3 separate regions of the Mus musculus genome follow, and regions 1 and 2 are each linked to region 3. Evidence: chromatin loops called from intact Hi-C (ENCODE). Cell type or tissue: heart. All regions are shown on one strand.

What was found. A loop is a pair of places that touch in the nucleus more often than their neighbours do. Peaks named below come from ENCODE experiments on the same cell type or tissue, not always from the same donor. Only the 100,000 strongest peaks of a DNase experiment are listed, where the experiment ranks them.
Region 1: a loop joins it to region 3, with 2.0 times the contacts of the local background. A loop is called at or near these places in 4 of 42 quality-filtered maps.
Region 2: a loop joins it to region 3, with 6 times the contacts of the local background. A loop is called at or near these places in 5 of 42 quality-filtered maps.

The regions. Positions count from the first base shown.
Region 1 is chr6:17,540,536-17,548,535 of GRCm38, forward strand. It overlaps Met (met proto-oncogene), which reads left to right. Exons shown (of 22, transcript NM_008591.2): 12 at 1-121; 13 at 6,415-6,561. It overlaps Gm52893 (a long non-coding RNA gene), which reads right to left and starts at 1,262. Exons shown (of 2, transcript XR_003956408.1): 1 at 953-1,262. In heart, no CTCF peak of the experiment used is centred here; no DNase peak of the experiment used is centred here; H3K4me3 peaks cover 223 bases; H3K27ac peaks cover 2,016 bases.
Region 2 is chr6:17,358,852-17,366,851 of GRCm38, forward strand. No RefSeq gene overlaps it. Among named protein-coding and RNA genes, the nearest start is that of Gm46953, 19 kb to the right of the region's middle. In heart, CTCF peaks have their summits at 576 (motif pointing left) and 4,098; no DNase peak of the experiment used is centred here; H3K27me3 peaks cover 387 bases.
Region 3 is chr6:17,458,918-17,466,917 of GRCm38, forward strand. It overlaps Met (met proto-oncogene), which reads left to right and starts at 5,040. Exons shown (of 22, transcript NM_008591.2): 1 at 5,040-5,331. In heart, a CTCF peak has its summit at 4,596; a DNase peak (open chromatin) is centred at 4,964; H3K4me3 peaks cover 1,829 bases; H3K27ac peaks cover 1,299 bases; H3K27me3 peaks cover 1,621 bases.

The DNA.
Region 1 (8,000 bases), 82 kb after region 3:
CCTGTTAGACGGGATTCTTTCCAAACACTTTGATCTCACTTATGTGCATAATCCTGTGTTTGAGCCTTTTGAAAAGCCAGTAATGATCTCAATAGGCAATGAAAATGTAGTGGAAATTAAGGTAAGAGTTGCTTAAATTACTCTCTTAAATGAACTTGAATTGCTCTGTTGGCTTCGCAGCCATGTAAATAGAGTCATTGTATGTGCTCAGTGTATCCTATTCTACATCAGCAAATATCAAAGCTCTGAAAACAAATCTCTTTGGCAGAAACTAAAAGATAAGGGTAGTTATCCATTGCTTTCTAATGAAGCATTTAAGACCCCCTTCCTTGTGTATATGTTAAGAAGTAACAAATGCTGAGCATAAATCTATCAAACAGGCTCCCGCCAATGCTGTCATGATGATGTGATGGCATGCATGCCCTCCTGGGCTTCACCGACACATGCTTATTGAGAGACAAACAGTAAGAGCTGTGATGATAGATGCATTTGTGCAGTTTCGTGTTTCCTTGTAGTTTGTGAAGTTCTGTATCTATGTGTAGCCAGTTGCGGGGGAGGGGCGGGCATGCCATGGCAAATATTTGGAGACAGGAGGTCAATTTTTCAGAGTTAGTTTTTCTTCTTGTACCTTGTTTCTATGTCTCTCTCTATATATTCCTTCTCTCTCCATATATACCTATATATATAGTATAATTATATATTATGGTATATAATATATAAGAAGTAGTATATACATATACTACTTCTTAGAGTATTTCATAGGCATATTTTGTTCATATTCACTCCCCTCTCCTCCCTGTAATTCTTCCCAGATACCTGCCCTCCCCCTTCTCAATTTTATGTCCTCTTTAAAAAAAATAAAATGAAATAACCTACCAAATCCAATTTGCATCTCCCTTACTACATTCATAGACCTGGGCCATCCACTGGAATGTACTTGTAGTTGACTTACCAGAGACCACACCCTTTACAAAACAAAAATCAGCTGTCCTCCAAAATTCCCACACGTCGCAGCAACTCCTTAGCTCGGGGTGGAAGCTCACGTACAGGTTCTGTGCAGACAGCTGTGTGTTCCTGAACGAACAGTTCCGACGTGAACTGTTTGGAATGAACAACCAGCAAGCACGGCTTCACGCTGCTCATCCCCACCCTCTGACTCTTACACTCTTCCTATCCTCACCACCCTTCCCCGCTTCCAAGATATGGTCCCTCAGGCCTGGGGAGGAAAGGGTGATATGGATGCTCCATGCCTGGCTTAGCACTCTGCCAGCACTGATTTTCTGCACTTTGACCAGGTCTGGGTTTATGTTGTAACCACCGAGCAATGCACAAAGTCCCCTGACAAAGTCTGAAAGCTACACTAATCTACAAGCACAGAGATAGGAATTTAGAAGACAGTTTGATTTTATACCTATTTGGCAAAATAATCTCCCCCATGGAACCTGTCAGCTTCCCGGCCATGGGTTCTTGACCACATTACACAGCAAGGCAGAGTCTTATTGTTTGTGCCACTCCAGGCTAGATGGTCCATAAGTTTCTAAGCGGTTCTCTTACCTCTGCCTCCCCGTCATAGGAGTACTGGGATTATAGGTGCACAGCATTCAGTTTTGGACATGGTCTTTGGGTATTCAATTCATCTTATACCCACTGGGCCATTTCATAGGTGTGCTTAAATCTAAGCTGATTTATAAATGGGCCAGGATTACCACCACCTTGGGAATGCATTAGCTTCTAAAACCTACTTAATACATGGTAACGGATCACCTTCCTGCTGCAGATAAAGATCACTAAGAACCAGGCAGAAACAGTAAGGACTCAGATCAGCTGTCTTCTGTTCTTTGAGTCATTTTCACTTCTGATAATAAGAAAGCTAGCAAAATGATCAAGATTTGAGCTTTCCGTAGTCCACTGAAATAGCAAACTAGACATCCCTCACAACCTGTTGTCTGAGACATTGAGAACGTTTTCTCCTGAAAGAACATCGAATGCAAATAAGAGCACACATGAGCAGCAGAGTAGCCCCTGCTCAGGTGTCATGTGGGTGGCATGCGTCATCGCCATCCGAGTGACACTTCCACTGCAATAGTTCTGCTTTTTCAGGGAGATCTTTTTTGTCTCTGAACCAACCCATGCGCACACTCACCCTCACACAGTCACTAACCTCACCATTGCATTTTATACAATAATTAAGTAAACCCAGCATGAAATTAAATGGAAGCCTGCTTCACTGAACAGCATGTTTGCCCCACCAAAGTTCTTTCTTCTGCTTCTTTAATTAGTTTTAAAAGAGAAAGGGTTTTATCACTTCTTTCCTTTCCCCCCCCCAATAAAACTAATCTAGTGTGACCTTTTGCTTTCAACAATAACAGTTTGCTGTTTGAAAGATTCCATTTGTTTTTTCTTGATGAAAACAAAACAAAACGGTTTGTGTGCAAATAGTTTTATGCCACCCCAAACACTATTTCTCTGTTCCTGTGTCTATGATGGACAGATTAGAGATAAGAGGTTCTTTAACCACCCTTACAAACCTGGTATTTGATGGAAAAGAAACTCCTCTCTGTAAACTAAGCAGCCGTTATTCAATGTCCTACAAAGTTGTTGGACCAAGAAAAACATGACTTGACATCACCCTAAGTCTGTTAATAGTATTTCCAACATGGCCCAAGTTCCCTAGAGATGGGCACAAAGCAGTCACCTTTCTTCGCTATATAAAGTTCACTCATTCTCTAACAATCTATAGCACTTGTGTGTCACAAAGCTGTGCTCTAGCAGGGACAGAAAAGTTTAGGGTAATTGTTTTAATGTCCCGATTCACTCCTTTCCCATACACCATTTTCTGTAAGTCTAGGAGGAAATATAAGTGGAAAGTATGTCTTATTGACTGATGCTTTCTCAATTTCTAAAATCCATCACTTTGAACCTTCTGCCTCTCTTGGACACCCAGTAGTGTGTTTTTGTGAAAAGAATTTCTTGTACTTATCCCACTGCCATTCAAACAGGAGTGCAAAGGGTATTTGCCTTCCATTAGTGATAGTGCTATGGTGCTAGAGTGTGACTTGGTTGTGATCTCTCATCGAGCATGCTCAAGACCACAGGCCTAACCAATAATACTACAAAGATAAACCTGTTAGACAAAAAGCAAGTGGGAGCTGGAAAGGTGGGTCAGTGGTGAAGGCTGTATACTGCTCTTGCAGAAAAGCTGAGTTAGGAATTGTCTCCCAGCACCCATGCCAAACCTCACAGTCATCTGTAACTTCAACTCCAGAAAACCCATTGCCTCCTGTGGAGTCAGCTTGTGCACCAAGAAACATGCATGTGTGCATAACAACTAAAGAAGAGGAGGAGGGAGGAGCCAGAGGGGAGTAGGAGGAGACTGGTAGTTAGGAGCCATAGTGCCTGCTTGGAACCCCACTACGGGGAGCTAGGATAGGAAGATAAGGGATTCTAGGCCAGCATGGGCTATCTAGTGAAACAATGTCAGAAAGCAAAGGAAGCAATATCTATGGGAGAAATTATGCTATGAAATTTGTTGTTTACTGCCAGGAGGTGTTCACATTCCTCAACCAGGTGTACCTATAAGAATCCCTTATTTAAAGAGGACCATGATAGTTTTCAGCCCCAGTTGTAGGATCTGCCTCAGCAACTAGTTGGCCTGGTGACTGTCTATGCAAAAGGACTGGCCACCATAGCTGGTCATTTTTAATGATAGATCAGGAATCCTATAGATGATAGAGGTAGTTCCAGACCACCAAGAGCACTTGTGAAAGGTGTTGTAGAGTAAGCTTCTCTTTGGTAGTAACACCGTGGGGTTCCCATGAACAATAGCACTCATGTTTATGAATCATTTTACAGTAACACAAGGTTTTTGCTTTATGTTATTCGATTTAAATCTTATGCAGACCTTTGAGGTTAGAAGGTCAGTAGGTATTGTTCCCTATTAACAAGTAAATAAACAAGTTTAGAATGATTAACTCAATTGTCTTGGGGTCCTCTGGGGAGCAATCAGTGGTACTAAGACTTAGATGCAGCTTTCCTGAGTCCCAGTTCTGTGACATTCACAGTGTTTCTAATTATTCAGTTTCATTTAATGAATATAAAAATACTTTATAGTAGAGAAATTTTTTTATCATGTGACATAGGTTGTGCACACTTATTTGAGTGAAATAGCTCTAAACATTTTTAAGTTTTATTTTATTTTAAGTGTGTGTGTCTGTGTAGGTATGTATAGGTGTAAGTAGGGGTACCTGTGGAGTCCAAAAGAGGGTGGATCCCATGGAGCTAGAACTATAGGCCATGTTGTAAGCCCCGTGGATGATGGGAACTGAACTCAGGTTCTTTAGAAGGGTAGTAAAGGTCTTAACTGCTGAGCCATCTCTCTAGCCCCACTCTAAACTTTCTTCGAACATCTAAAATTCGATGAGTCTTTGTTTTCCCCTAGTTGTCCCACATTGGGTGACGAGTAGATTTTTGCATCAGATAGAATTTGCTAAACTTTGTGACTTAGTCCCTCCTTGAAGCTTAGCCCCCCTCCTGTCAATCAGCAATCACAAAATACCAAGAGTTTTACCGGAGAAAATGCGATCATTGTAATTCCGAGTTGCCCTGTGTGTCTAAAGAATTGAAGCTCTCTCTCTCTCACAACATTTTATTTAGAATCCCGTATATTGTCACTTCAATGTCTACTTAATAAATAGTTGATAATCAGTAATGGAAGCTTTAAAATCATTTCCAAGGCTCGATAAAGCTACATTTACTTTGAATACAAAACTTAAGCTGCATCCATTTTTGTTCTTCCTGCTTTGATACCAGTTCCGCTTAGATAGCTAGGGCCACCGGGATTACTCTTGCCATATCTATGCCATTCTATCTGATTTCAGCTTATAAAGACATTTCATCTTCAGTGTTGTTGGTAACATATATTCTATTAGTCAGTGCTCATCATGTGTTCCTTGATGGTTATGAATCAAAAAGAATTCAGCCTTTTAGTTGTTTATTCTTCTGATTCTCCAAGGCGATCATAAGGCTGAACACATGAGTCCTGGAGAAGGACGTGTATTATTGTCCTCCCTTCCCCCACCCTTAGCTATTATCTAAGCACTCGAGGCACATGTTAGGGCTTCTCATAAATCAAGCCCTCCGGTTCTTTAATCTCTTTCCTCTGTCATTCGCTGAATTCCCTCCGATATGTGAGTAAGGGCCTGCGCCCTTTCTAGACCTAACCAACAAGTTGTCATTTCAAGCCCCAAAGTGACCCGTGAGATTTATGTGCTTCTCTGTGGAATTACCCTGTGCAGCTGACCTAGATCAATGGCCTGTTCCTACCGCCTCTGGAAGTACAATAAGGGCAGGGTCTGCCTGTGTTCATTTCTTTAGTGGAGCCGTGGAATATAAAGATGTGCTTTCTTTCAGATACTCCTATCCCTAGAATCTCAGGCCAACCTATCTTGAAATCCATGAGGCACTACAGGAAAAGCAGTTTTGGACACCCTCAAGAGCTTGGAAAACAAAGTTGTTAGGAGCTGTTCCTTGTCCATAAGAAAGACAGTAATAGGTTTTGATAGCTCTCTCCTCTAAGTAACAGCCTATTTAATAAATTACTACTCATTAAGTCTTGATATGAAAAAAATGTATTCAGGTTTGCACTTCTTTCCCAAGACTAATGATTGCTTTCTTGAACAAAATGTTGATGTTTTAACATTTAACATTCCTGGTGTTAACTCAAGTTAACTATGCCAAGTTGGGTAATGTTTAATAGTCCTCAAGAAACTACATAATTATTTAAAATAATGCAATTGTGCTCTCAAAACCTAATGAAGGTCATACGGCATCTTCTGGGAATTTCATTGAAATGAATTTATTTATGTGCATTGTTCAACTAAGCAGAATCAAAAGAAATTGCTGAACTCAAACAGCTAACGGAATGTATTGTCGAGGGAGTTCCTTGGATCGCTGGAGATGAGACCTGGGCTTTGGTATTTTCCAAAGTGTTCAGTGTGGTGCTAAAAGTGAATCATTGCAAACGACAGTGTTAAGCCAATCAGCAGGTTTAGCTGCTAAGCTCGAAGCTGTGTTCTTTTTTGCCAAACGCCCATACTTCATGTGAAGACAGTAATAAGATAATTATGCGTGAGAGTTTTCAACGTAAGGACACAAACAATATCTCCTTCCCTTTTCTCTAAAACTGAGCCTGATGGAAAATCTCCTCTTATCATTCCTGCCCAGTGTCCTGAAATGCTCAGACTCCCTTTCAGCCAGCTCAACTCCCATGAAGCTGAACACCATAAAAAATCAGATTTCTTGGAAAACAGCGTCTGCATTTGTTGTATTCTTGGCTTCCTTCTAGAACTGCCAGCCTTCCTACTGACCTGTGAAGTGTTAATGACCTTTCATTTCTGTTTTCTTTTTCCCTTCCAGGGAAACAATATTGACCCTGAAGCAGTTAAAGGTGAAGTGTTAAAAGTTGGAAATCAGAGCTGCGAGAGTCTCCACTGGCACTCTGGAGCTGTGTTGTGTACAGTCCCCAGTGACCTGCTCAAACTGAACAGCGAGCTAAATATAGAGGTGGGGTTCCCGCAAGCCTCTCATGATGTAAATAGGGATGCCGTTGTAATTATGTCACCAGGAGGCTTAAAATAAATCATTAAAGCTCATCTGTATGTTGGCTCTAGCTCATCAGCTCAGCCTCAGTTCCTAGCTGTGATTTGAGAAATGTCTAGGTTTTTAATCACACTGTCTCTTTCCCCTGGGTCAAAAGTATGATTCTCAAAAGTCATGCCACACTCTTGCCAAAACATGCTGCCGTTCTCCGAAGGAACAGAGCACATGCAAGACTGTCCCTTCTCCCTCTTTTTACCAGGCTAAGGGGCCTTCCCACTTCAGTGGTCACAATGCATAGAACTCTATAAATAAAAAGAATCGTATCCACTTGGCAGAGTAAAGTGGAAACCCAGTTGATGTTGTTTTTTTTTTTTAATCAATCTTTTTGTTATCATTTTTCTTAAGTTTTATTTATTTATTATTTATATGAGTACACTGTAGCTGTCTTCAGACACACCAGAGAGGGGCATCAGATTCCATTCCAGATGGTTGTGAGCCACCACCACGTGGTTGCCGGGAATTGAACTCAGGACCTCTGGAAGGGTAGTCACTGCTCTTAACCACTGAGCCACCTCTCCACCCCGCCCCCAATTGTTCTGTATTACCTTCTTTCGCATCCACAACTAAGTCAGATGACCCAGAAGAAGAATTTCTTTTATTATTTTTAACAGTTTATTTTTGATATAGCGCATAAATCATATAATTTGCCACTCGGAATGTACAGTTCAAGGGGCTTGGAACATTTAAATTGTAAATTTCTTTAAGTTGCGGTAACACAGCCCTGTAACCTCTAATCTACTTCTTTTCTTTATGAATTTGCTGACCTGGGTATTTCATCTAAGTCAAATCATACAATATTTGTCTTTTGGCATCTTGCTCATTTGACTTGGCAAATATTTTTGTGGTTCATTCTAGTTTATGGCTGAATGATATCTTATTTCATGCATATCATATATTGCTTACTCTAGAAATGGTAGCTTTGAAGGATTCCTGAAATATTCTGGAAACGTTAAGAAATGGAAATATACAAAAGAATTACAAAATCTGAGACCGAATGTAGAAATTTCAGAATGACCATCAAAGTTAAAAATCAGAAAGCACTTGAGCTGGGAGGAACCACAGATTTCTTCTATATATCAAAGTAGAAATAGACTATGAGACTTTATTATCCTATATGGTCTCCCCTCTTCTGAGAAATTTTTTCTGCTATGCATTCCACCCTCCCAAATGGGGCATCAGTTTCATTTATTCATACTTCAATGGTATCATAATACTTGATCGATCCATTTCCCTTCATTATTCTTTAGTTCCTCAAGATCAAAGAATATTTTTGTTTATCTAAATCATGCTTTAGGTAATCAATATTTCCTAATTATCTGGACATTGAGGCAGAATCAAGGAAA
Region 2 (8,000 bases), 100 kb before region 3:
TGATCAGATGACCCATGGCTTTGGACTAGTGACAGCACGCAGTGACAGAAATGCAAAATAGAGCAAAAGCACTCACACAGCAGCCAGAAATGGATATCAAAGGAGCTGTGATCCCACAATCCCCTTCAAAAGCACTCTTGGTGTTCTGAAAGGCTCCTGCTACACTCTTCCTCCTAACAGGACCAAGCTAAGACCCAAGTCTGTAACTTGAACCTTTGGGGTCATACTTCACATCTGCCCCTAAGTTGTGCTTTCAATGTAAAAGAAAATCTTCCAGGAGAGCAAAGCACCATCTAGCATGTCCGAGTCACATTTAAAGGCAGCATCTTGGCTGCCAATCATGCCCTAACAAATAAAATTTACAACACAAACAAATAAACAAAAAAACAGTTTTTGTTGCTCTTACTATTCTAAGATCTTAAGTATTTTAAGTAAATTATTTCATTTGCTTTATTGTGCCAAAATCTTTTTCAAAAACAATAAAAAAGAACAATTGCATGTTTCCTTCTATGATGAAGGCTGGATTCTACACGGAAGATGGTCAATGAAAACCAGTGCGTAGACTGCCATCTACTGGACAACCAGAAAACGAACTGCTGAGGAGACCTAGCAAGTCTTCCACAAACAGGAATCATGCTGCAAATGTAGCTACCTCAGTTTCCCCGACCTCAGTTTCCACTCCTTCCAGTTTCCCGTCCCTAACTCCCCTCTCACCCAGATCCACTCCTCCTCCATTTTTCTTCAGGAAAGAATAGGCCTCCCAGGGATCTCAACTAAACATGGCATAACAAGTTACAATAAGACTAAGCAAATATCCTCACATCAAGGCTGGACAGGGCAGCCCAGCAAGAAGAAAGGGTCGCAAAGGCAGGCAAAAGAGTCAGAGACAGCCACTGCTCTCACTGCTAGGAATCCACGAGAGGCCAAGATACCATAATGTGTTTGTGGAGGGCCTAGTTAGACCTACACAGGCTCCCTGATTGTTAATCCAGTCTGTCAGGCCCTATGAGCCCAGGTTAGTTGACTCTGTAAGTTTTCTTGTGGAGCCCTTGACCTCTCTGTCTCCTACCATCCTTCCTCCTCCTCTGCAGGATTCCGTAAGCCCTGCCTAATGTTTGGCTGTGTGTCTCTGCATCTGTTTCCATCAGGTGCTCGATGAAGCCTCTCTGATGGCAATTATGCTAGGCTCCATTCTACAAGCATATCAGAATATCATTTGGAACCATTTTGTTTGGTTGATTGGTTGGTTTGGTTAAAGAGAATTTTTTTTTGTTGTTGTTGTTGCTTTGGTTTGGTTGTTGTTTGTTTCCTGTGTGTTCTGTTTGGTTCTATCCTAGACCTCTGGGCTATCCACCCTCTGTGTCCTGACCCTCCAGGCAATGTCAGGGGTGGGCTCCCTCTGGTAGGATTGGGTCTCAAGCTGGACTAGTCATTGGTTGGCCACTCCTACAGTTTCTGAGATACCTTTATCCCACGTAGATAAATTGTAGGTTGAAGGTTTTGTGGCTGAGTTGGTGGAAGTCTTGCCTGATTACAGGAGATAGCTGGTTCAGGCTCTGCATCCCTCATTATTGGGAGTCTTAGCTAGGGTCACCCTCATAGACTCTTGGGAGTTTCCATTGCACTATGTTTCTAGTTAATCCCCAAGATATCCCCAACTTTAGTTGTCTTTCCTGGTATTATCTCCCTGCCAGGACTACTCCCACCTGATCCCTCCTGTTCCAGTCCCAACCTAAGAAAGGCAGCAATCTGAATAAATCAGCGAACACATAGGAACCTGTAAGCACAACCATGTTCTGGTTTTTGAAACGGTTATGTTTAAAGGAGTGTGCATTTCCATTTACAATGTTCATACTTGCTGACTACAGAGCCACTGGAGCTATACAAATGAAATGATCTTCAAATTGTGGTTCCTGGATAGACCCAGGGAGCAGAGACAACCTATAACTTCATGTGATAGAGGAAAAATGTATATGAGAATGTTCCCTTTCCCCAACATAGCAACAGAATATGGCATTCACTGTAACCACATATTATGAATGTATACTGTACAAACCTTGTTAAAACTATACACAGAAAATGGAACTCTACTTTCTAAGGACTTCAGCTCACTCATACACCAAATTTCTGGGTTTTTTTTTCATTTTTTTATTAGATATTTTCTTCATTTACATTTTAAATGCTGTCCCGAAAATCCCCTATACCTTCCCGCCGCCCCCCCCCCCCGTATACACCGAATTTCTAATGAAAAGCTTATCTTCATTTCAGAAAAATACTGCAGGGCTTTGCAATGCCTTGTGGTCACTATTAAAATTATTATTTAAAGGAATATTCTCAAAATCATCACAAGTTGATCTTTCCAACCACTGTTGCTCTAGATACAGAGGACAATCTTTTGAATGGAAAGAAGGTCACACAGAGTTCATCCCAAAGTGTATAAAGTGACCAGCCAGGAATATTTGACATGTACATATAGACCTTGCATTCTTTGAGAGGTTTACAATAATTATAATAAGGTGAAAGTTTGGAGTTGAGTAGTCTTAGCTGTAGAAATGATAACATTAATTACATATATTATAACTAGACTTCTTAAATCACCCTTGCTTATTTTTATATAAATATTGCTGTGTATAAGCATCTTGCTAAGAGAAACACTTTCAACACCCTTGTAAAAAATCACTCCCAGTAACCTTGAATCTTAAATGACTCTGTGTGTGTGTGTGCGTGAGTGTGTGTGTGTGTGTGTGTGTGTGAGAGAGAGAGAGAGAGAGAGAGAGAGAGAGAATGTTTGTATATGTGTTCATGTGCTGAAATGATATACACAGAATAAATTATGTCTAGTGATAAATAATAAAGAATAAATAAAATAAAGCTTCTGTTCAGAATCATTTGGTGTTTTATATAGAGAGAGACTTTTACAAATTTTCATCCATGTATATTCATTGTATACAGTGTTGGGTTTATCTCAAGTACATCTTGTTCTTTGATCAGATAAAAAGTCTGGATTTTAAGAGTGCTTGATAAAATGTAATGAAACTATCTAGGCATTTTTATCTTCTACAGACTACATAGCAAATAAGAACTAATATAAATCTATACTCTGTAGCATAACAAAAAGAAAGTAATATGGTTGTATACCTTTTCATAGATGATAACCTCTTAAAAATCTGATGTCTTCAATGCAGAGAATACTTACTATCTTAGAAAATAATTAGGAAGTGAGCTTTGAAATTCACCTCCACCAAGATTAGAGCAGATCTTAATGTGTTTACATACTTCAATTTCTGCTTGTAAACTAGAAAAAGATGCTGTCTTTATCTTGATCTTATTGAATCAGATCTAACTGAACTATGAGAGACACCATACAACAAATACCAATGTGCTTGCGTTGTGAATTCACTCCAAAATGTGACGAATCTGCAATGGCATCATCAAAGTCACACAGTAGAGAGAGCAACTCAAGTATATTGGCAAATAAGCCTCAAATTTATGAAGAATGCCTTATCATTCCATGCTCAGAACAAAACAAACAAACAAACAATAAACAAAACTATACTCTTTCAAGGTGGAAGCCACTAGGCATGTGTGGCTATATATATTTAAGTTCATTTTACATGAAATAAAATCCAATTGAATTCTTCAGTATCCCCAGGCGTATTTCAGTAGCCATGTGGAACACTGTCACCACAGTAAAGGCTCTATTAGAAGGTGTCACTATAAACCACTCAAATCTAGTTGTCACTCCATCTTATAAGATGTGGTAACATGAGTAAGTTGTCTTTAGTAATGTGACAACTGCCCGTCAAAAAGAACGTGCGCTTAGTTTTACCACTGATGGCATCAGACTCAAAGAAGAAAGCAGTGCGCACAAGGTTGTGGGAGCTAGTTCAATCAGGTTGAAACCCAGCTTCCTGACTCTAAGTTCCCTTGTTCATTTCAGCTGAATATACGCTGAGAACCTACTGTGACCAGCATAAATCTCACAAGTTAAGAAACTCAACAGAATTTAAAATGATAATAATAATAATAATAATAATGCAGGTTTTAATACAGAAACTTCCTAAGTGAACATTTAGCAGTACTCAAAGTTAACACTAGGTGTCAGGTCACCAGATTAGAAAAGCTAACCTAGATGAATCCAAAGGCTGTACTCGATTGATGAGAAATAATCTGTTTCTTCTATATTGCAAAATGACACAGCATGTAAGGCTAAAACATTGATCCTGCCTAAATTGTCCCTGTGAGTTGGAGCGATTTAATCTGTCAAGTACCCTCTTCTGAGCTCCTCTGATTAGGAAGAGAAGAATATTTACTTTTCATAAACCTTAATTGACTTTTGTTAATCATTTGGGGACGATTTTCAATTATTTTTATTTGTATTTAGAAAGCAGCTAAACGTATTACTTCTCAAATGTAAAGAGACCGAAGTGGATTTATACTTTATCTTGTGATATTTGTCTAATATCTTTCTGTAAAGAGAGCCTAACTCCAGTGCAGATAAAGAATGTCTCTGCTTTAGATAATTTAAAAGGAAATACACAAATATAGGACAAAACTGTAAATGACAACGTGGGAGGTTGGGTCCTAGGGAGACAGGGAAGGAATTCGGCAGAAGAAAGAGCGCTCACGGGCCCTGCTGTTTGGGAGATGCTCAATACAGACGCATAGGGAGCACGGCAGAAGACTGTTCAATACAGACGCACAGGGTGCACAGCAGAAGAAAGACTGTGTTCAAAGCTAGCTCGGAGGCTGAAGGGCAGAGTGAAGAATGGAACTTGGCAAGGGCAGGGAACAGGAAGGAGTGTGGGTAAAGATAAGGGGTGCAATCTGGCCAGCCATGACTCTGCCGCTCCCTCCGAAGATGAGAATCCCACAGAACGGAAACCAGGGGGACAAAGTCAAGGAAAGACGTGATAGAATTAGAAGGCCTTGAGAGGCAAAGAACCTGCTGCAATTCTTGGGAAAGGGGTAGAGTGAGATAAAAAGAAAAAAAAATCAAACTACGGAGTACAAGAGGACCTCTAAGGAAAATGGTCACCATAAAGCACATGTCGCCTGAATCACTTTACCCTTTGGGAAAGTCATGGCACAGCTAGTGACACGGCATTCTGATTGGTTTTCTGCAGAAGTCGGGTTGCTCACGCTACTTCTCTCTTGTAACCACCCAGACACCCTGGAAACATCAACTCAAGGATTTCATGCCAGATGTCTGCACTTCTGTTCCAGCTACGGGACAGCCTCTGTGATCCTCCTGCCCCAGTCTCAAGGACTTTGTTAACTCACCATTGGAGCACAAAAACAAAAGCAAACAAACAACAATAAATCAAGTGCACAAAATGTGTCCATGCCAGGAGCCTTTTCAAGGTGCAGCACCTGTACGAGCCCATCCAAAGATCTAGCAGTCATTCAAGACTTTCTTCTTAAGGCTCCTCCCCCCACTCCCTACACACACACACACACACACACACACACACACACACACACACACACAGCATCCCATCAAATCTTATTCTCCCAAGAATAGATTTTGACCTGGAAAAGAAGAAGACAAGATGATATGTCGATGGTAGAATTGGGAGCCATCATTATAGCATGTAAGCTTAGTCACTGCACAGGGCTGACTTTGTATTTCAACAAGAGGAAGATCCAAGCGGAGGCTAGGGACCCAGACTGGTGAGGATGCTCACTATTTCCTATGCATATCTCTTCTTGTCTTTATAAGAATCAAATTTCCAGGGTTCTCACACTGACATTTTTCTGGCATTCCGTTTGAAAAGTCTCATAAAACTGGGGGGAAACCCTGCTGCTTTGTGTCGGTATTCCTAGATCTCAGAGAGGGGAAGCGGTGGTTGAAAGAATGCTGTCATAGTGTGAGATGAAAGGATGATTTTCCCAAAGGTTTTTAATTCCTGTGGCATTGTAGGTTGCCACAGTGGTGCTTTGGAGCATTTTATTGGGGGAAGGACACAGTAATAACAAGGGGAAACCTGGGTATGTTATGGGAGCCCTTCCTCCAATCTCACCCTTCCTTTATCTGGACTACACATTGGAATCCAGGAAAGAGTATTCTTTTTAAATCTTTGCCTTCAACAACAAATTTACTTCAGAGTTCGGGTGCTGGGAAGTCCAAGATCAGTAAGTATGTCAGCTGGTTTGGTTCCTGGTGAAAGCTTTCACCTTGCGTTGTACATGGTCACCGTTCTACTATGTGATCTCTACCCAGTGGGGAGAAAAGGAGGGGTTCTTCTCTCATACTCTTCCTCCCCTTCTTCACTTCCTCCTCCTCTTCCTTCCCTTTTCCATCCCCTCCTCCTCCTCTTCTGTTTATCTTTCTCCTCTTCTTCTTTTTCCACCAATCTCCTCATAATTCCTCCCCTAACTTTCCTGAAATCTTCAAGAATAAAATGGTTTGTATTAAAATCCAGAATTCCCTACCAGTAATGTACAATGCTACAGATTTCTGGGGAAAGTTATTCAGCAAGAACAATTGTTGTGGGTTGAATAATTATGCACCACCAGAATTTATACACTGAAAAGACTTATTTAAATACAGTATTTTAGTAATTCCTTGGCATTTTATGCAATGTATTTTGATCATATTTACCCCTTCCTCCAACTCCTTTCCAATTCATTGGTGCCTCTCAACCCTCTCCCAATCCTGCATCCTCCTTTTTCTTCCCTTAACTGACCCACCAAGTCCAATTTGTGCAGCACATTTCCTCAGGGTGTAGGGCCACACACTGGAGTGTGCTTGACCTACTAGTGCTACTCATTCTTTCATACTCCCTTTTGGTTGGTTGGTTGATTTGGTTTGGTTTGGTTTTCAATACAGGGTTTCTCTGTGTTGCCCTGGCTGTTCTGGACTTGATCTGTAGACTAGGCTGGGCTCAAACTCACAGAGATTCACCTGCCTCTACCTCCCAAGTGCTGAGATAAAAGACCTGTGCCACCATGCCTGACTAATGGCTAGACTCTTAAAGGAAACTGACTCTGCCTCTCCCTGAAACCATCAATTCTAAGTAACTTGTCAGCTAAGGGTGGGAGCTTGTGAACTCCTCCCGCTCCAATCTAGAATATTAACTGGCTTGATCTTTTGCAGGTCCTGTACAGGCAACTACAGCTTTAGTGAGTTCGCCAATGCAGGAGTCTTGCCATGTCCAGAAGTTTCACCCTGAAGCTTTCTGTGAGCTTTGCTTTTTAAAATCTTCCCACCCCTTTATCTAATATGATCTCTCATCAGGGGATTAAGGGGAACGCTATAGGTGTCCCATTTGGGACTGAATACTCCATACATTGTCGACCCTTTGACCCCTTATGAGTTTGACCACCATCCACTGCACAAATTTCTCTGAGTTCTGAAACTGCACTAATTTATGGATAGAGAGATACAAATTTAGAGGTCAGCTTGACATGCCTATTAATTTCTGTAAATCAATTGAAGAGGCAGCCTATAGAATGGGAAAAAATTATTTGCCAGCTATACATCAGACCAAGGAAGGGCATACGTTTCTTAAAAATGGTTTTACAAACAAATGTTAACAAATGACTCCCCACAGGGTATGCAAAAGATCGTGTGCCACTTTATAAGGTCTGCCACTTCGCCACCTCTCAGAGTGTTAATGCTCCCATTCACTATGACAGCTTCCAGGTGCCAGCAAGAAGTCTCTAAATGCAAAGTTGGGAAGTGAATTCTCCCAGCAACTGTGAGCCACTAACATACCTGTTGGTCTAAGTTGATTGCCAGTTGGTCTAGGTTGTTTCTCAGCCCCTGTGATAAAACACTGACCATAACCAAACTTGTGGAGAAAAGAATTTACTTCATCTTATGCTTCTAAGTGACAGCGTGTCATCAAGGGACGCCAAGGCAGGAACTTAAGAGCAAGAAGTCTTCCCCAATAAAAAGACATAGACTAACAGAATGGCTACACAAACAAGACCCAACATTCTGCTGCTTACAAGAAACCCATCTCAGGGAAAAAGACAGACACTACCTCTGAGTG
Region 3 (8,000 bases):
TCTGCTCTTCTAGAGGACAGACCCTGTAAAGGCTCCCTTAGGATCGTCTATTCTGCCACTGATGCTCCCTTCCTTTCCCACAGTCCTTGTGTTCCTATAGTGGTTTAGCTGTAGTTTGTCTCTCAGCGATGCCTAAACTGGAAACATGGTCTCTGTGTGGTTGTGCCGCCCCGTGGAACCTCTGAGGCACGCAGTTACTGAGACCGTCGTTCCAGAAGGAATTAATGCTGGTGTCGCAGAAAGATTCCGTTCTCTTGAGACTGAGTTGTTATAAACCAGGCCATACCACACATTCGTTGCTCCCTTTTGCATGATGTCTGATCCTTGTGAGTTTCTCTGCCGTGTTGTGATAAACAGTCTATGGGACTTTTTCAAACAGCTGAGACTATCCAGATCTTGAAGGTTTCCTAAATTTTGATTAAAAAAGAAAGCTGCCACCTTTATACGTTATTTATAGTTATTTGCAGAGCAACAGAAAATGTACAAATACACACCCCAAGGGAAAATTCTGAAGTTGTTGAAACAAAGGCATTGGGGGAAAGAAACATCCTCTTCTTTTTTCCGAATTCAAATAATCTCTGCCCTGTCCTGACTGCCCAGGGGCTTGCTCCAGCCTGGGAAGTGCTTTTCAGATGGACAACCCAGAGGAACCAGCACCTTTGCTCCTCACTGTAGCTTCAGTCCGGTAGGATCAGGCAAGCAGAAGAGGAATGGTCTTGTCCTGAGTAGCAGCTGACTTCGTGGCCAGAGAAGAAAGGAAGTTAACAAGCAACAGTAGGCTCTGCCACTCCAAGTTAAATGACTGTTATTCATGCTCACAGTTTCTATTCATTATAGTGGAAAGGCACGGTCATGAGAATAGCAGCCTCGGGCCAATTGTGTAACCTTGGCTAAGCTGCAGGATCTCTCTGAGGCTTGATTTCCTAAGTATAAGGGGAGGGTGATGCATGGTCTGGAGTATATCATGAGGACATAAGAAAAAATCCAAGTATGTGACAAATACGCCGATGACTATTAAGGAAAATTAAGCCCTTGCTTGAGAAACGCAGAAACATTAGGTTAACCCGAGTAAATCAAATGACTAACAAAATGACAGCATACACCGTGTTAGAAACTCTGAATTGTTCTACCTGCACCTCCCTCAGTCTTCTGAGGTTATAACCGTGATGCCTGCAGTTTGTAGCCACGTAGTCTTCTTGTCCTTAGCGTTGAACAGGCTTGATCACATCCTTAGTGTCTTAATAGAAAACAGTTTTAGAGATGCAGACATCAGTAAATGGCAATCAAAGCCACTTCAAAGCATTGCATACCCAAAGGACCCACTTCTCACCATCATCCACAACCGAAGGCATAACTATTCCTCCATTTCTCTGGCATTGTCTTTCCTTTAAAGTCAGGTTTCCTAAAAATGGGTTATCTAGTGAACTAATTTCATAGGAAATTGCTTCTCTGGGTATTAAGAGCACAGGAGGCATTCTGCAATGAACTAAGTTTGGAGTATGGTAGGGGGAGTGAAGATAAGAAGAATTTTCTCTTTGTTCTGTTCTCTTTTCTCTCCCAGTCTGAATTTTAGAACTTTTACTATTCTAATGTACATGATATGTGTTCCAAAACTTAATAGAAACCCTCCATTCCCAGATTTTATTTACTCTCAGAAACAGCAGAAGGGGCCATCATCTAAATCTTTTATTGGTTTAGGTGAAATGTTTTCTTAGACACTGCAACAGAAGTGATACGGAGGGGGAGGTGTAGAACCTGAGGAGCCGGAACGCACAAAAGAACCCAAGGAGGCCAAGGTCATAGTTTCTCCTCAGAAACGGGAGCATGGTGTCAAGAGCCGAAATCTGCACGTGTTACACGAGATGATTATAGGTTGCTGACAAACCGAAGAGCCCATGCTTTTTCTACCATGATTTGGATTGTAAGAAGAAAAAAAAAAGCAAACCAAAACCTTTTTATAAACCTATTGTGTCTGCGAGCCCCCTTCATCACTTGCAGGCAACAAGACTTTGTCCTAAGGAAGTTACCTCCACTTGTATTTAAAAAGGCACACCATGTAACAAGATCTTGAGATCCAAGTTTTGATGTGCCGAAGCCAGTCAGAAAGGATGCAGCGTAGTTAGAGGAAGAGGTGGCAGTTCCCGTCTCCCTTGACCAAAGCTATTAGGCCCAATTCAAGGTTAAGATGTAAGTTTGTAACAGCTTAGCTCTGTGTGTTATCTACAAGCTGGTAGACAAGAAAACTTCCCAGTTTTTGTCCACTGATGTTTTGCCAGATGCTGGGATGCATATGTTACCACAGTTAGCTAGCAAGAAGCAGAGAAAAGTCTCACTAATTCGTGACCCCTGACTACTATGCAGATTCAGCTTAGGGAAGGAACACCTTGCTCCCATTTCAGGGAGCAAATCCATTCTGAGTTCTTTAAAGACTGTAGGTGACAAAGCCCTGGCTATTAGTGTCTGGTTAAACTGCTTTTCCCACAAACATGGACATTAGTGTCAGCATTAACTTCTTCCACGGTGATCGAATGGCTAGCTCTCCTTTATACACTACTTCTGAACTCAGCTGCATCTTCTCTTTTAAGCAAGAAACGAAACCCCTTTCTAAAGGCACCATCAGATTTCACCTTGGACTTCACTGCCAGCGTGACAGACATCACGCGGCTATCACTGGTTGCAAGGGATTCTGGGAGAAAATTTTTCAAGACTGAGAAGGGAAGTCAGGGGAGGGAGATCTGCTTGGAAACAGGTGCTGGCTTAGCCAGGCAACAGTATTAGCCACAGAGGTTTGGTTGGTCAGGAAAATACCAGTAGAACTTCATCATCCAATGTGTCACCCATGCCACAGACGCTAAGAAAGTCAAAGAGCAATTAAAGTTGGCTGCAAAAGCTTGGAATTAGGGGGTGTCCTGCCATCTTTAGAAACTATCTGCTTCTATCATTTTAAAGATGGGAAATACTTTTCCTAATAAATGAGTCCAGGTAGAGTGTAAAAGTTATACAACTTTTACAGTCATTCCTTTAATTATGTTATTTTTTAGCTAGCTTTATAAACTATTAATATCTTCTGGTTTATGGTTAACATATCAAAAACATAATTTTAAAGCCATTTTTTAAAACTGAACTGAAATTTGTCCTTGAGTAGAAAGCAGGGAAAAATTCTATTCTAAAAAAACTTATAATAGAATGCTTGCATGTATAATCCACTTTTCAGTTTGTTTGTACTGCCTTTTCTGAGCCTTTATACAACTTTAATTGTTTTTGTTGTTGCTGTTGTTCTGTTTTTCTATTTTTAATCATAGCACTCAAACTTGGAAAACCTGTTAAGGCAACTACATGGGATGTTTAAAAAAAAAAATCCAGTTAACATATTGCTATGGAAACCAGGAAATAGAAACAGCACGCTAATCATTCATTTAGACAACTACGGTGTGTGTGTGTGTGTGTGTGTGTGTGTGTGTGTGTGTGTGTGTGTGTGTAAAATCCATCTATTCACCTTCTATTGAAAGATGTTATAAACTTTCAAGCTAATCAAGATGGCTTTTTAAAGGCCAGGGGCCTTGTAACCAGTAACACCAGAGTTTCAGAATGAGCCACAACCTTCATGAATAGCGTGATATTTGGAAGGACCCGCTTGAATCAAGTTTGCTTGGCTGGAACCCCTGGACATAGTATAGACCCTTGAAGGAGATTTGAGAACTGGGTTCTAACCCTGGCTTTCTTAATACCAGCTGTGTGAGCTTCCTAGGAATTCGTACGGGCTGTTTTATTCATCTGCAAAATGATTCCGTGCAGGCCTCCAAAACTGTAATAGGAACTTTCCTTTTCCATCAAACTGAGGAGTGGTGAGGTAAACTGCTCTTGGGACTGAAATAGCTCTGTCTAGTGTCTGGTAATGTACTGAACACATACATAGCGCAGTTATAAGAAATGTATGAGACCTTCCTTGTCTTTGCTCTGTGTGTAAGACGTGTCCCCTGCACCTGTATAGTGGCTGTGGCTTGAATGACTCTCAAAGTTACTTCTATACATACCTCTATGTCCATTATCGAATCAGCTCTTCTGACAATTGGAAAGAACTCCTATTCTAAAAGGCAATGGATTCCTTAGATCCTTTCACCTTATTGTATCCTTGTAGGGAAATGCAAAATTTTAGAAACGATTCTAATAAACGAATCTTCCTAAGTAAATCCTTTTCAATTTCTTTTAATATTCGAGATTTGAACTTATGTGTTGGATTTGTTAGTTGCTATTTGTCTATGTAACCGCCTTGTGTCCATTTGTCTATTTAATTACCCTGTGTCCAGCTATGAGGAAAAAAAAGTGAAAATTAACCAGAAGCCTCCCCTGGGTTAAACTCCTGGGGTTCTTCCAGAAATCTGAGAAATTATACTAGGGGGATAATGATTGCAAAATGAAATCATTGGGACAATCCGTCCATGCACTCCCAACATTGTCTGTGACAATGAGCGCCTTGTTTCCGTGGCGCCTAGATCTCTGTCCACGCGGGTGAGTGCGGGGCCGCCACCTCGGGCGTGAGAGAGGCTGCAGCTCCGGGGTGCGCCAGGGGGTGCGTGCGCTTTGCGCGGGTGACTTTGGAGCACCAGGAGGGGGAGACTCGGGGCCACTGATCTCCCTCTGCGCTGGCTTCAGACTCCAGAACTGGAGGAGGAAGAGAAAGCGCATAGCTGGGGAGAGGGAAACTTCTCCACCTAGAAAGTTTCACCTTGCCGAGGGCGGGGGGTGGGGCGGGGCTTGAGGAAGTGCGACCCCCCGGGCTAAGCGTACTGGCTGCGGGAAGGGCGGGGACGCCAACCCCCCCCCCCCCAACCCTCCAAGGGTGGTGCCAGTCCCCATCTCGGGCCCCAGGAGGGACCGTTGGGGACAAACCTAGAGCGACAGGGACGAACAGACACGTGCTGGGGCGGGTACCCGGGTCTCTTCGCCTCCAGCCCGGACGCGCCCGGGCGCCGCTGTTGCCCGGCTGAGTCACGGGCCGGGCAGGGCGCGTGTGGGAAGGGGCGGAGCAGTCCGAGGGCGCTCGGCGGGGTTCGGCCCGGGCCGCAGGTGACCCGGACGGCCTCGCCGCCCGCAGCGTCCGAGCCCGGGTGACCCTGTGCGGAGCCAGATGCTGGGCGACCGCTGACTCGCTGGAGAAGGGCGGAGCGCGCGGGTGGTCCCCAGCCGGCTGACTTCGGCGCCGCGCGCTCCGGGCACCCCAAGGTACAAACTCCAGCCGCGTCGATCAGGCACCCAGCCTCTCCCAGCCCCTCTGCTTTCTTTGTTCCACTAAGGGAACTGGCTACTGCTCTGGAGGACAAGACCACCGAGGTGGGTGCGAGCCCGGGGGCTTAGGAAACTGAAGGTATGGGGTCGGGGAGGTGCAAACTAGAATTGAGCTTGTCGCTTTAGAAGGAGTGTTGTTGACGGCCACCTGTGTGACTCAGGGGCGCCAAGAGCATTAGGTGCTCCAGGGCTGCTGTAGCTCTGCAAGTTTCACCTCTGGGATCTGACTCAGCCCTTACAGAAGGGATCGGTCACCCTGTCCAGGGTGATACAGCCGGCAAGGTTTGAGCCCAGCTATTTCCTTGTTCCTAGTCTTGCTTTATCTGCCTTGAGGGAGCGCGCGAGGAGGGGGTGGGGGTGTCTTTCTCAAGGGCAGGTGTTTCTGGGATGGTCTGAATTTTTTATTCCTGGCAAACACACGGAGGGTGTGATCCATCATTTTCTATCCCACTTTATCTTTTTTTTTTCCTGGGACTCAGTGGAGGTGAAATACATTATAACCAGAGGTCAGGTAGTCTGGCTAGTAGCGGTGTAATTATTAAAAGACCAAAGAAAGTACAATGCAGAATTTATTCCAAACTGTGGTTTCCCATTTCCTACCTTTTTATGTTTAGAAGAGCCATTTGCTAATTTGGCAGTTGGCAGGGGTTCTAGGGGCTCACGCATGAATGCTCGTCCAGTGGCTTTTCCCTTATCACAGGCTTCTGTTCAAAGCAGCTCTGGGGCAGAATGAAAAATTGTCAACTTTCTTAAGCAAAATAATCAGGAGGCTCTAATGGCCAAGTTAAAACGGTCCATGACTATGAGGAGATTGTAAACGCTGTAACTGGATAGAATATAGACAGAATTTTAGGAAGACTGTCAGCATTTTGTAGCATTGGGTGGAGGTTTATTCTGTCGCTTCCAGCAGCCAGCCACACACACACACATTGCCATGCAAATGGATTCAGCAGAACGTTATTTTCCTTTATAGCTCAACTATTATAGCTGACTAATGAATTTCCTCTGCATGGAGATGATCTGAAAACGATGTACACGGTGTTTCCCTTTGCTACTGGGACATAAATTGTGCTTTTATGCCCCAGTGTTAGTGTTGCCCGGATTATTTACAGGTATATAGCTTTCCTCTCCAGCTGGAAGCTTCCTCGGCTTTGTTCACAAGTGTAAATTTCCACTGTGGAGCAGGAGTGGGTTCTGTTACACATTGCAGACTTGTCACTGTCATTTCAGGTTGTGATATACTCACTGTTTATCTCCTCTGAGCAGATAAATAACACACATGAGACGTACAACTTCAATAAGAAATTTGATGGTACCAAAAATGTGTTCCTACATAGTGCAATAGGTGCTTTAAAATTTGTGGTCAGTTTTCAAACTCAGCAGGGCCTCAGTCAATAGTTATTAACTTAGCCACATTCCGCTGTAAGCAAGATGGATTTATGGCATGTCGAGGATGATCAGGCAAGTACTGCCTTTCCCGAGACTGCTTTGTTCTTGATCATTGGCAACAGGGAACTTACGCCAGAGATGCACTACTGGCTTTGTGGATCTGAGGGCAAGCTTTATCTGTAAAATTAAAAAGTATAAATAACAGGCAGTTGATACGGAAGTCTAACATTTGTACTCCTTTTAAGTCAATAATGAGAGGAAAATAAAGTGTTTATAGCTTATCTCAAAAAGGCAAATACCTACAGTTTATGATTTCTAAGACCATGTAAACAGTGTCCCATATTTGTCTTAAACTTTTTAAAAAAAAAAATGAGGATTGCACTTAGAATTATATTTGAAAAGTCAATTTACAAAGCTGTTGATGGAAATAATTAGTTCAAAATAGGATGAGTCTGATTTTTCTCTTACAAGTTTATGTAATAAGGTAAAGGTTTTCTCAGAACAAAGAGGATAACACAGAAGGGGCTGAAGCTCTGTGTGGCTGCCCCAGTGACACTGGACATTGTGCCTAGTGCATATTATTGAGAGTTGCATGTTATTTTGCACTGAGAAAAAAAGATTATGAAACTGTCCTGAGGGCTCAGTATCTGACAGAGTAGTGATCTGCTGTCATACCCGTGGTCACACAGGACTAATCACACATCCAGATCCCCTCTCTATACTCCTCTGCTCCTCATCTCTGTAACTCCCATTTCACACAGCTTTCTGGTTTCTTCTTCACTAACATGAGGTTTAGGGATGGTCAGGAGGGGGCTGGGGTGTGTACATGTGTTTTGCCTGGATGCATGTGTGTGCCTGTGGCCATGGAGGCCAGAAGATCTCCCGGAACTGAAGGTAAGGTAGTTGAATGAGCGGCCATGTGGGTACCGTGAACCAAGCTTACTCCTCTGTTAGAGTAATCACTGCTCTTAAATGCTGAGCCATTTCACTGGCTTCCCTTTATTCTGTGGCCTGTTGTGTTTGTGCCTGGAGCACCTAAGTTCTTATCATTGCCCCTGAGCAACAAACTGAATGCAGAAACCCAAGTTCGAGGGGAGCTGTTTCCTTTCCCTGACCGGTATATGTCGCAACTCCTGTCAGATACTGAGCCCTCAGGACAGAGTTTCATGATCCTTTTCTCAGTGCAGAAGAACATGCAACTCTCACTAGTATGCAATAGGTGCAGTGGCCAATGCCAGTTTGGAACCATTTTGACTATGAGTTCTTAACACATATTGATTCATGACTAAACTCACATTTTTTTTTCTCACCAGAAATAGCAAAGA